Linked DNA regions of Homo sapiens: region 2 is linked to region 1. A link is a loop called in an ENCODE intact Hi-C map of the cell type or tissue named here. Cell type or tissue: MCF 10A. All regions are shown on one strand. Links, peaks and the distances in the headings refer to the core of each region. The heading gives the core; the rest is flanking DNA.

Region 1 (5,387 bases), core at 206-5,205:
GAGTGAGTTTTCCAAAAGGACTAGGGGAGAAAGGTCATTCCAAGATAACTTTGCTGAGGATCAAATGTAGCATATGAGTTGCAGAAATACGGGCAAGAATGGCCTGTGGATTAAGATACTTGTTCACTAATCATAAACTCAAGGACAGAGAAAATGTGGGGCATCTGGCTGTGTACACAGAGCAAGGCCACAGCCCAGACAAGACAAACAGCAGGTACAAAGGAGGCAAGGGAATGATGTGGTCCTGGGTGTTTTGGGAAACATTAGAGGCTTGGCCTGGAGGGAAATTGAGACAGGGGAGGAGAGACCTTAGGCTGGACAGGTCAGCCATATATCAGATGTAGTCTTAAATGCCTGATTTGGGTTCCATATCATACTGAAAAGTAAGCTCACTTACCCATCAAAAGAGACCTGCAGACCACAGAAACTATCAGCAAATATCACTGGAGAAACAAAATCACAGGCTCCTATTGTCTGGAGCCATTGCACTGGACAGTCCCTGGGTTTGAATCAGAAAGAGAAGGAGCAGCAGATTTGAAGGGCATTGAAAATCCTGCAACAATCACCTTAACAATCGCCATGAAACTCTAGTCTCCAGAACTCAGATCTTCAGGGCTGGGCCTCGAGTTACAAGCGTCAGGTAGAAGGGACCTGTTTTTACCAACCCCACATCCTGGCTAGGGAAGTGAGAGTAGCACATGAAGGAAAAGAGATAGAAGACTTCAGGTCCCGGTGCCACCAACTCTGCAGTGGGGGATGAGAGAAAGACAGAATGGGAAAAGCAGGCACAGTTGGAGGAACATCTCCAGCCCTGGCTTCTGAGAAAAACAAGATTCTAACTAATAGTAATCACTACTCCATTTTCACCAAAAGTAGAGAATTCCCCATTTTAGAGATTTTTAGCCTTTTTTTTTTTTTGGAGTCAAAAATGTGTATGGCATTTTATGAAAGTTCTGTATCTCCGGAATACACAGATCTGTGTATAATATTCCACAAATAGAGTTTATGAACCCACTAAAATCAATGGGATCCAAAAACTCTAGTTGAGCCCTTTGCTCTGAATCCAATGCTTTTAGGGCTCTCGTGGGCTACTCCTGGAACAAGGAATAAGCAAAATTGTGAGCCAGCTCAGTCCTCCGAGTTACATCCCCAACAACAGGTGAGGCCTATGAAGCCACTTCTTTTTTTTTTTTTTGAGACCTGGTCTCGCTCTGTCACCCAGGCTGGAGTGCAGTGGTGCAATCTCAGCTCACTGCAACCTCCACCTCCTGAGTTCAAGCGATTGTCCTGCCTCAGCCTCCCAAGTAGCTGGGATTACAGGTGCCTGCCACCATGCCCGGCTAATTTTTTATATTTTTAGTAGAGACGGGGTTTCACCACATTAGCCAGGACAGTGTCGATCTCCTGACCTTGTGATCCGCCTGCTTCGGCCTCCCAAAGTGCTGGGATTACAGGCGTGAGCCACCGCGCCCGACCGAAGCCACTTCTTTACAGGTGTTCGACCACCATGCTTGTTGTATAGAGGCCTTAAAGTTTGCCCAGCTCTGAGTCTAAGTCCAGTCACCTCTACAGATGGTACATTCTGTTCTGGAGGCAGACAAAACTCAAACTGATAGCATTAGAATCATATCTTTTATCTCTCTGGGTACACCTAGGGTCTGAAATGTAGCACCATGTCAGTTTGCTCCCACCCTACACTGGGATCCCTATGACATTGCACTGAATCATCACTTCCCAGTAAAAGGATTTAAAACATTGCAAAATGAGGCTGGCTGAGTGAGGATCCCTGAAGCACTGTGTAACCTGCTGACATAACAGCTGGACTACAGCCCAGTGCATGGGCAAGGCCAACACGAACCCTTGACATCCTACCCCTGGGGGATGCTGAGCCTCCATCTGCCCTTTCTCTTCTTCTCCACATACCTTCTCACCTTCCCTTCCCTTAATATCTGACTGTTCTCAAAATTTGTTCTCTAATAATTACTTTTTCAGGCAAGAACGTAAAGCACTCAATCTTTTTATTGACTTATCCTGATCTCTGTGAGCCTAAAATTCCTGAGATTGAAACCCCCATGATACATCTCCTACTCTGCCAAATGCCCCCTCCTCCTGCAGACAAAGGAATGCCAGAAGTCCATCTACTTTTAGCCCAGTCCTCCAGACAACAAGTGCCCCATCTCAAGAAGCACTGGAGAATCCAGTCCTCTCATTCTCCTCACATACTACAAACCTGGAGTCATTGAATAAGCATCCCCTAATAGGCAAGAAAAAATTTCATTCCTAGTGGCAGTCAGCAGGAGGCAGAGGCTCTTCCAGTCTAATGACTTGCAAATCAAAAGCATGAAAACCAGAATGCACCTTTGAACCTCTTTCCCATCCAGCCTAGATGTCCTCATAATTTTCTCCCATAGCGTTCCTGGTATTTTTGCTACCAGAGCAATAACCTTCCCCATGCATTTTTTTACATGTTGGAGGAGGAGCTATCCAGTGATCTCAAAGCATATGTTTTTGATTCTCATAAGATTATGGATACCAAAGGAATAAAAATGGAAATCACTACTGCCAAGATATGAAAGAAACTTTGCATAGTAAAATAATTTAAACCTAACATTTGGACCCAATAAGGCAAACGCAATGTTTTTTCCATATTTTTGGAAAATGTGCATTTTCTTTACATTAAGTGGTACCAATAAAAAATAATGATTCTCACTCCGTTTATTTCTATAAGTTAGATTGGCTTATAGTTTTCCAGGACATGGTTTTCTATCAAGCTATATGGCAAACACCTGGGCATAAAATACACTCAGCTATTTACTTCCATGTGGGAAAAATGGGTCACCATTCCTTTCTTTTGAATCTAGAGCAAAGGTCAGCTGAAACCAGTTAGCATATTTAGTACTCAGTATCTGCCGAGAATGAGTGTTACATCAACAATTTGTGGTGATGGTGAGCAAGCCCAGGAAGTTCCTTACAGATAGGGAGGGCAAGTGCTTTCCAATTCCAGGCTCGGTGATTCTGCAATACATGCTGGTAAGAACATTTGACTCATCCTGGAACGGGATAAAGAAACACAGAAGACCAAATAATGAAGAAGGACTAGAAAACATTTTTGTACGTACTTCATATGTGAAGCTACTGCTCTGGGGGGAGATCCATCCAGTGAAAGCACGGGCCTGTAAATGCTAAAGAAGCAGTGGCCGAGGAGGATGAGGAGATGGGGAACTGGGGAAGTGGGGAGGAGGGATGGAGAAGGGAAACAGGAGAGAAAAGAAAGAGAGGGGAGACGAAAAATGGAAGAACGAGAAGAGATTAAATAATGGTTGAATATGGAACTCACATTGTTAGAGAGTCTTAGAAGATCTCCCTCCAGGGCTGAGGTGGTCAGAAAAACCAACGTCAGCCTGGAATGGCGGGGCGATCACTAAGCTCAGGCCAGGAGCCACAGCTCCACCACTGCTGTAACTCGCTGTACACAAGTTTCCAGCTACTGATGACTACCTTTTCTCACCAATGAAATGTGACAAATTCCCTCCTCACCCACCTCTGAGGCCTGTTGGAAGGCTCAAAACAAGAAGAATGCAAATGAGCTGTGATAGCTATAAAATATTCCACATGTGGAGTGTGAAAGGTGGATGGAGTGGAAGATGGTGAATTATTTCTTATTCCTTGGCTTAAGTCTCAGCTCTTTGTAAGTGTTCATGTTCTTGGTGGCTATGTATTCAGACTAAAATAAAATCACCTTCAATGCTTTGCCCACCAACAGTAGGAGCCCCAGCATCTCTGGCAATATATCAGAAGATTCTTAGGGTGGTTCTATTTGTCCCAGTTCCCTCTAGCTCCAATTTCCCATTCTTCCTGAATTCTTAACCCTGCTCCAGTTTCATCTTCTGCAGGTGTCGGAATTTCTCGGCCCATCACTGGAGCCTGCCTTAGTTTTTGCACGTTCCCCGCAGTACTACGGACACTAGCCTTGGCAGGTAGAGACTTTCCATGGGAATTTGAAGGTATAGGGTGGGGTTACACTGCATCACAACAACCAACCTAAAATTAAATGCCAGTGACTCCTTTTTTAACACCCCTTGCTTGTTAAAAACTCCTCACTGCCATCTCTTTGCAAAGAGCCCCAACCCACTGCCACCCAGATTGAATTCGTTTTCCTTCTCTTGTATCCCATCAAGCATCAGCCCCTCCACTTCTGTCACTCTTCTCCCTGCCCCTCTTGTTTGGTTCTGGCCTAGGGGAATCACATCTCCTGGGGAATTTTTTTTTAGATACCCATGCATAGACCAATCACATCAGAGGCTCTAAAGGTGGGGTACATGCATGCATATTTTTTTCAAAGCTCAGATGATTCTAATGCACAGCCAAGATTGGAAGCCATATCCAGTCTAGCTCAGTTAAGCCATGTCCTGGGGGGAAGCTCACCTTCCACACTCCAAAAAGTAATCAAAGTATTTAGCAGAACAAAAGACAATTCTCTCCCTCAGAGAATTGATGCCAGTTTTTTTTTTAAACTGAACATTACTTTCCCTGCCACAGTGTTATCTTAAGCAATTTGCCAATGATCCACACTTTATGATCCAGAGGTCAGGATCATTCTCCAATGTGAGCATTTCTTGGTGAATCCCTTGCTCTCCCGCCCTGGCTCATTTTCCTAGGTCACAGAGTAACAGCGTGGTCAGGGAAGAAACCAAGGAATCCACAAAGAGGAACGTGGTGTCTTTGTTGAGAGATTTTATGGCAGTTAGAAATCCAAACCGAACATTAGTTTGGAATAATGTTGACAGAAACATCCACAGCTGTGATGAAAACAAAACAAAGCTAAAAAGCAGCTCCATGGTGGTGGTGGAGTCTTGTTTTAAGAGTAGATAGAGTTATTTTTCTGAATATTTCTTTAAATTTCCAAATACATATGAGTTCCATCTTATTTTGTATCTAACCACTTATGTCATCAGCCTAATGTTGTATGTCCTTAGCAAGCCTCTCAACTTTTCTGAACTTATCTAAAATCAGAGGATTGGGCCTGGTGAGCTCTAAAGCTGTTACTGATTTCCTATGAGTGTATAATATCCCACCCCCTCCAACACACACACACCATTTTGTTTATTGATTTATAGTCTATGGGATGATGTTGCATATACGTCCTCTCCTTTGTCATCCTAACAGCCCTGGGAAGACGGTAAGCAGGGAAGGGATTATTATCCATTTTTCTAGCAAAGAAATCTCACATTCAGAGAGCACAGTGACTGGCCCAAGTACACATTGCCAGGACATGACAGAGCCATTGCTTTGAACACAGTCCTCTTACTCTGATTTAGGAACCCTTTCTACCTGTCATGCCTCATCTCTGCTGTCACCTTGCTACCACTGTCTCTCCTCATAAGCAT
Region 2 (5,387 bases), core at 85-5,084, 73 kb before region 1:
AACAGCATGCTTAGCACAGGTTACTCTGAGCTCTTGGTTGTTAATACATGAAAAGAACAGAAAGCTAAGGATATTCTGATTCTACCCCAGGGCTGCTTCAAAGACAAAAGGAAAGAAATGAGAAATGGGAAAATGCCCAAGGAATCAGAAAATATCACAAGGTCAACCCACCTCGTGTAAATCAGCGCACACCGTTCCAGAGGGTCGCATAGAAACCTCACGCTCAGGTTTAATTTGCCCATCCTGAAGTATTTTTCCTAGTAGTGCCAAATGCCATAATGCTCTCTGTCAGTGATTTGAAATTATTCTATAAGCCACATATCGGGTACACTATTGTTAATGAAATGCACACAAGATGATGAACAACTTCCTTTTCCTGCTGGAGCCCCAGCTGCAACCAGTGCCTGGATCCTTCATGCTGTAAATCAGCCCTTTGTACTCCAGGAGGATTCAATGAGCTGCAGGTGTGGGCTGTGGAAGGCCGCCTGGGATTAGGTAGCAGCATTTGATATGAGATCCCAAATAGCACTGGCAATCTATGCGCCACATGCGGCCACAGGCTTTGGAGAAAGCAAAGGAAAAACGCTGATGAAATGTGGCACGGGCCCATGGAATGCAATGTCAAAGTTTCACATCTGCAGGAAAAGAAAGAGAGTTCCTAATTTTACAGTGATGATGTCATTGAGAATTCATGACAGTGGAAATGATGGGCCAAGGTTTGCAAACTTAACCACTCAGGAGGTTGCTAACTAAAGGCTGAGCTTTTCAAGGGACAGTGTGGATTTGTGTGGAACACTGATTTGCCTTCCTGACCTGAGCAGTCATAGTGTCTGTGTGTGTGTGTGTGTGTATGCATGTGTGTGCACACACATTTGCGCACAGGCTCTGGAGAGACATGGGGAGAGGAAAAGAACTTGTATTTGAGAGGTTATGCATTATGCAGGCATATCAAGCTGATATTTTGCATGCCAAATGTGTCCTTAAAAATATACTGTCTCTGTGTCATTCAGCATAAAACACTGCTGGCTGTCCTTAACAACAATATAATTTTAAAAGATTGATTTCAGACGCTCCAAAAATTCACGAGCCAAGAAAAACTATCATAGTTGTTCACTTTCTCCCTAATGTTAACTGCCGAAAAGAGCTTCTTTTTAAATATTTTTTTCTTCCTTGAGACTGAAGAGACATAAAAATAAGTCTGGTTTTGTTATTAGTACATGGATAAAATATGTATTGAAGAAAACACATCTTTAATTTTTTAAGAGTCTGTTTTTCATTAGCTTATCTTGATAGTTTAAGTTAATCATTATTTTCAGCCATATATGATTTAGATATTATGTCATTAATTCATGTACAGTCCATCTGAGTAATGATTGTGGTTTTCTACTTTACAAATTCATCTACTTCACCAAGAAACCAAGAGAGTCAAATTCCATGCAACATCTGGTTTCCATTGAATGTAATTGCCATTTGCAGAGTTATAATCATGTGTTATTGTAAGGGCCACAGTGTCAATCACTCTCCTAATGGGGAAAATTCAATGCCTAAATACCTGGGAGAACAAGAAGCTGACTTAAACAGGTGCATTCAGACACTAGGTTTTAAGTAGAATTCTAACCTACCCATTTAAATAAATCATTTTAAGGAGAAACAATATTCTTTCCATCCCCTGTAGCAAGGGAAAGCATAAAATCCAGGACTTCAATCTCCCATGCTCAGTTCCAGTACTATATCATGTTTAATCTTTTTAAAAATGTTCAAATATGCCTATATCATAGTGATTCCTTATGTTCCATACTCTCATGGGAACTCCCAAAGGCCAGGCAGGATTTTTGAAAACTTTCTGGGGGAAGGGACCATCTTCTGATTCTTCCTGCCTTACATCTTCTGATTCTTCCTGTCTTTTTTTCTTACGATGAAAATAAGCCACACTTGATTTAAGAAAATATTAAACCATTCAAACTACTAAAGTCATTATAGCTTTTTCTAGCCCATGGGGTTTTTTGGGGGGATAATCACATAAGAGGTTGAAAAAATCATGAAGCACCGTGGTAGAGAGTGCAATATGTAAGCACTTTATGGCAAAAGTGAACCACATTTCCTTGACCTCATTCTCCATTGTGTTTACAAGCCAAGCCTTGTTTGAACTGGTAAATGTTTGGCCATGCATTCAGGAAACATTTCCTAAGGCAAAAATAACACGCCAGGAATTGCACTGGACATTCAGGATGCAATGATGAATAAGACAATCTAGAGGGTGAGAGAGCACACACGCAGGTAATTACAACATCAGACAAGAAGTAGAAATAAGCCCACATATTATAGCAGCAGAGAAAGGCCATTTTATCCAGCCAGCTTAAGAAGGAGGAGTGAGTCCCAGAAGGCTCCCTGGAGAAGGTGACAGCTGAGCCAAGTTTTAAAGGATGGATAGAAGTGAAAGGCTTTCTATATAAAGGCCTTTAATTTTAGTACCTGCTAAGGAAATGTTTATGCTAGTAAACTTTTTGATTCAATAGAAATACTATGAAAAGGTAATTTACAGTTCTGTTCAATTCATTCCTTCACATAGTTATATAAATGACATTTACTATTCTATTCATTGCACGTATTCTTCTCATCTATGCAAAACTTAGGAAGCATGAGAGAAGTAGCAATTCCCACAAGCAATTTTCATTATCTTTGGCATTATCATTACTGAAATACCATCTTACATTTGAGGAACACTCTGAAATCTGCAAAAGGCTTTTGACAACATTTTATTTTCTTGTCACAGTAAGGTAGGAGGTGCAAGTATTAGATTGGTCCCACTGCAACACAGATGTTAAAAGGTCTTGGTGACAAAAGGGCTAGAATTCAAGTCTATAACCTCCATAACTAAGACTGCTGGGCTTAAAAACATGCAGCCTCTCACCTAGATGAGGAAAGAAGGAAGAACTTAGCATCTGGACCATAGTTGATGCTCACCATGATTGAACAAACGAAAACATTTCCAGCTCTCAATTAGTCATGCAGATGGAGATGACTTTACTCCAGAAAACTTAAACTAAGAGTTAACCTTCAGAACCATTTCTGTTGGTTTATCATGCATTTTGTGATCATATTGGCAGCAGATTTATTCTCACAATTTTCCTTCTTTTTAAGCAACTAGTTGAGGTTTTCCACATCCTCTGAGCGCTTCCAGACTTAAAACTGATGAGATAACCCAAAAATGCCTGAAAGGATGGCAGGATGATGCAGGCTGGAATGAATAAATACTGGTAAATAAACATATGGATAATGCATAAGTAGCAATGTCAAAATAAAATAAAATAACCTCCAAAATAGGAAAGTAAGGACTAAAGAGACCATGTCAGTAAGTAGCATTGGTTCCAGACTCAGGGATCCCACCTTCTAATACTGGCTCATGAATTATTTGTTTAGCCTCTACTAGCCCGTGGTTTTGTCATCTATTCAAGAGGAATCACAGCCTCTCCCCCACCCAGCAAACATACTTGTTGAGCGAATCAATGGAAATGTCTAATAGAAAGCTGTGCAAATTATAAAGCAGTAAGTAAATGCAGGGAAGTTATTACCCCTGACAAATTGAGAGGTGCTTCCCTTTCCATCTGAGGTTGCCAGAGATTGGTTTATAGTAATAACATCTGTCTGGTCGAGGCCCCACTGAAGATCATGAGACCCAGGGAGGCAGGAATCCAGTTTCTTGGCCTTCTGAAGTCCAGATGAAAGCTGTTTCTCAGAAAACTCTTGTTGCTTTCTGCTTTTGTTGTTGTTGTTTTGAAAGATGGTTATTTAAGTCTAAGGGGACTTTAAGCCTCCTTCCAAACAGAATCCACAGTTTCCAGAATGCCTACGTGTTTACTATAATTTGTACAATCATGTACTGTGACATAGAGCATATAACATTTCTATAAAGATGCCCTGATGTTGTATTCTAAGGCTCCTCAGAAGGCAGCCTTAGAGTTTCCCTGCCAGGGATGCTTTTCATCCTCAGAATCAGGGACTAACCAATTCTTTCTGGATCTGATTCAAGGAACCAGTCAGTAATCACTGGGAGAATCCATGCTCCCTTCGCCCTCCCTCGCCATAACTGCAGCTTTTGACAATGGATAAGCAGATAACAACATGCGTGATGGAAGGCCCCTTGAAGCCACTTTCTCCCAGGACATTTCTCACTCAGAGTTTAAAAGATGGCAAATGAGAACAGTGATATTGGCCACACCTGCAGAGAAGAATGGCCTCTCAGATTAATTGTCAGGACACCTGAAATCAGCTCCAAGTTGTGCCAATTATCAGCTATGGGGGTTCTTAGGTAAGTTTCATAAACTTTCTTGGCCTTAGTTTACACATCTATATAATGGAGAAGATATTTCTTGCTATTATACTTTAAGTGAAGGTTGTAAAATTAAATATGTAAATTATTTGAAAAGATAGCACAGTAGGTCAACAAATATGTATATACCATATGTCTTATAACTAAATGATTGTTAATAATTATCAAAGGCTCTATATTGTGTAATAAGAGCTGGCATGTATTGCATACTTGCCACATGTTTGCACTTTTTTAAGCTTGTCACAGGCTTTAACTCATTTAATTTTTACAAGCAGCCAGTGTATGCACCAGTATCATCCAACATCATTCAGGCTCAGAGAGCTTAAGTAAAAAGTAACACAGTTCCCAAGTGGTCCAGCCAGGATTTGAACCTAGGAAGTCTGGCTCCAAGGCCTGCGTGCCTCACCACTGTGCTATATTGCTTCTCATCCATGCAGGAATATATACATATACACATGTATTTCAATATCTTTATCATACTTACAAAAAAATTTACAAAAATAATACAAAGAATTTTTATATAATTTTTCCTAGATTCTCCAAATGTTAATACTTTAGCACATTTACTTTATCATTCTCTCTTTCTCTAGACAAACACGCATATTTACATTTTTCTGAATCCTTTGAGAGTTGCAGACATGATGCCCCTTAATGTCTAAATATCTCTGTATATTTCCTAAAACAAGGACATTCTCTTGCACGACCACAGTATAATTATTAAAATCAGAAATTAACCTTGATACAGTACTATTGTCTAGTCTACAGATTATAGCCACATTTTGCAAAATATCTCACCAGCATCCTGGATAGCAAAAGTTTTGTGGGTTTGGTTTTTTTTAGAACTTTTTTTTCCTGGATCTTATCCAGGATCACACATTGCATGACCTTGACATTTTTGAAGACAACTGGGTTTGGGCTTCTCTGATGTGTTCTGATTAGGTCCAGGTTGTGCATTTTTAGCCAGCATACCACAGAAGTGATGATGCGTCCTTCTCTGTGCATTTTATCAGGAAGCATATGATATCTATTTGTCACATTACTGGTGAGGTTAAAAAAA

What was found. Hi-C counts contacts between places; a loop is a spot of excess contacts. Peaks named below come from ENCODE experiments on the same cell type or tissue, not always from the same donor. Only the 100,000 strongest peaks of a DNase experiment are listed, where the experiment ranks them.
Region 2: a loop joins it to region 1, with 5 times the contacts of the local background. A loop is called at or near these places in 1 of 110 quality-filtered maps.

The regions. Positions count from the first base shown.
Region 1 is chr2:19,647,012-19,652,398 of GRCh38, forward strand. The region is part of intron 2 of LOC124905977; the gene reads right to left. Among named protein-coding and RNA genes, the nearest start is that of LINC01808, 180 kb to the left of the region's middle. In MCF 10A, for the core only: no CTCF peak of the experiment used is centred there; DNase peaks (open chromatin) are centred at 1,790 and 2,970.
Region 2 is chr2:19,574,405-19,579,791 of GRCh38, forward strand. No RefSeq gene overlaps it. Among named protein-coding and RNA genes, the nearest start is that of LINC01808, 110 kb to the left of the region's middle. RefSeq lists an enhancer at 1-2,053. In MCF 10A, for the core only: no CTCF peak of the experiment used is centred there; a DNase peak (open chromatin) is centred at 2,207.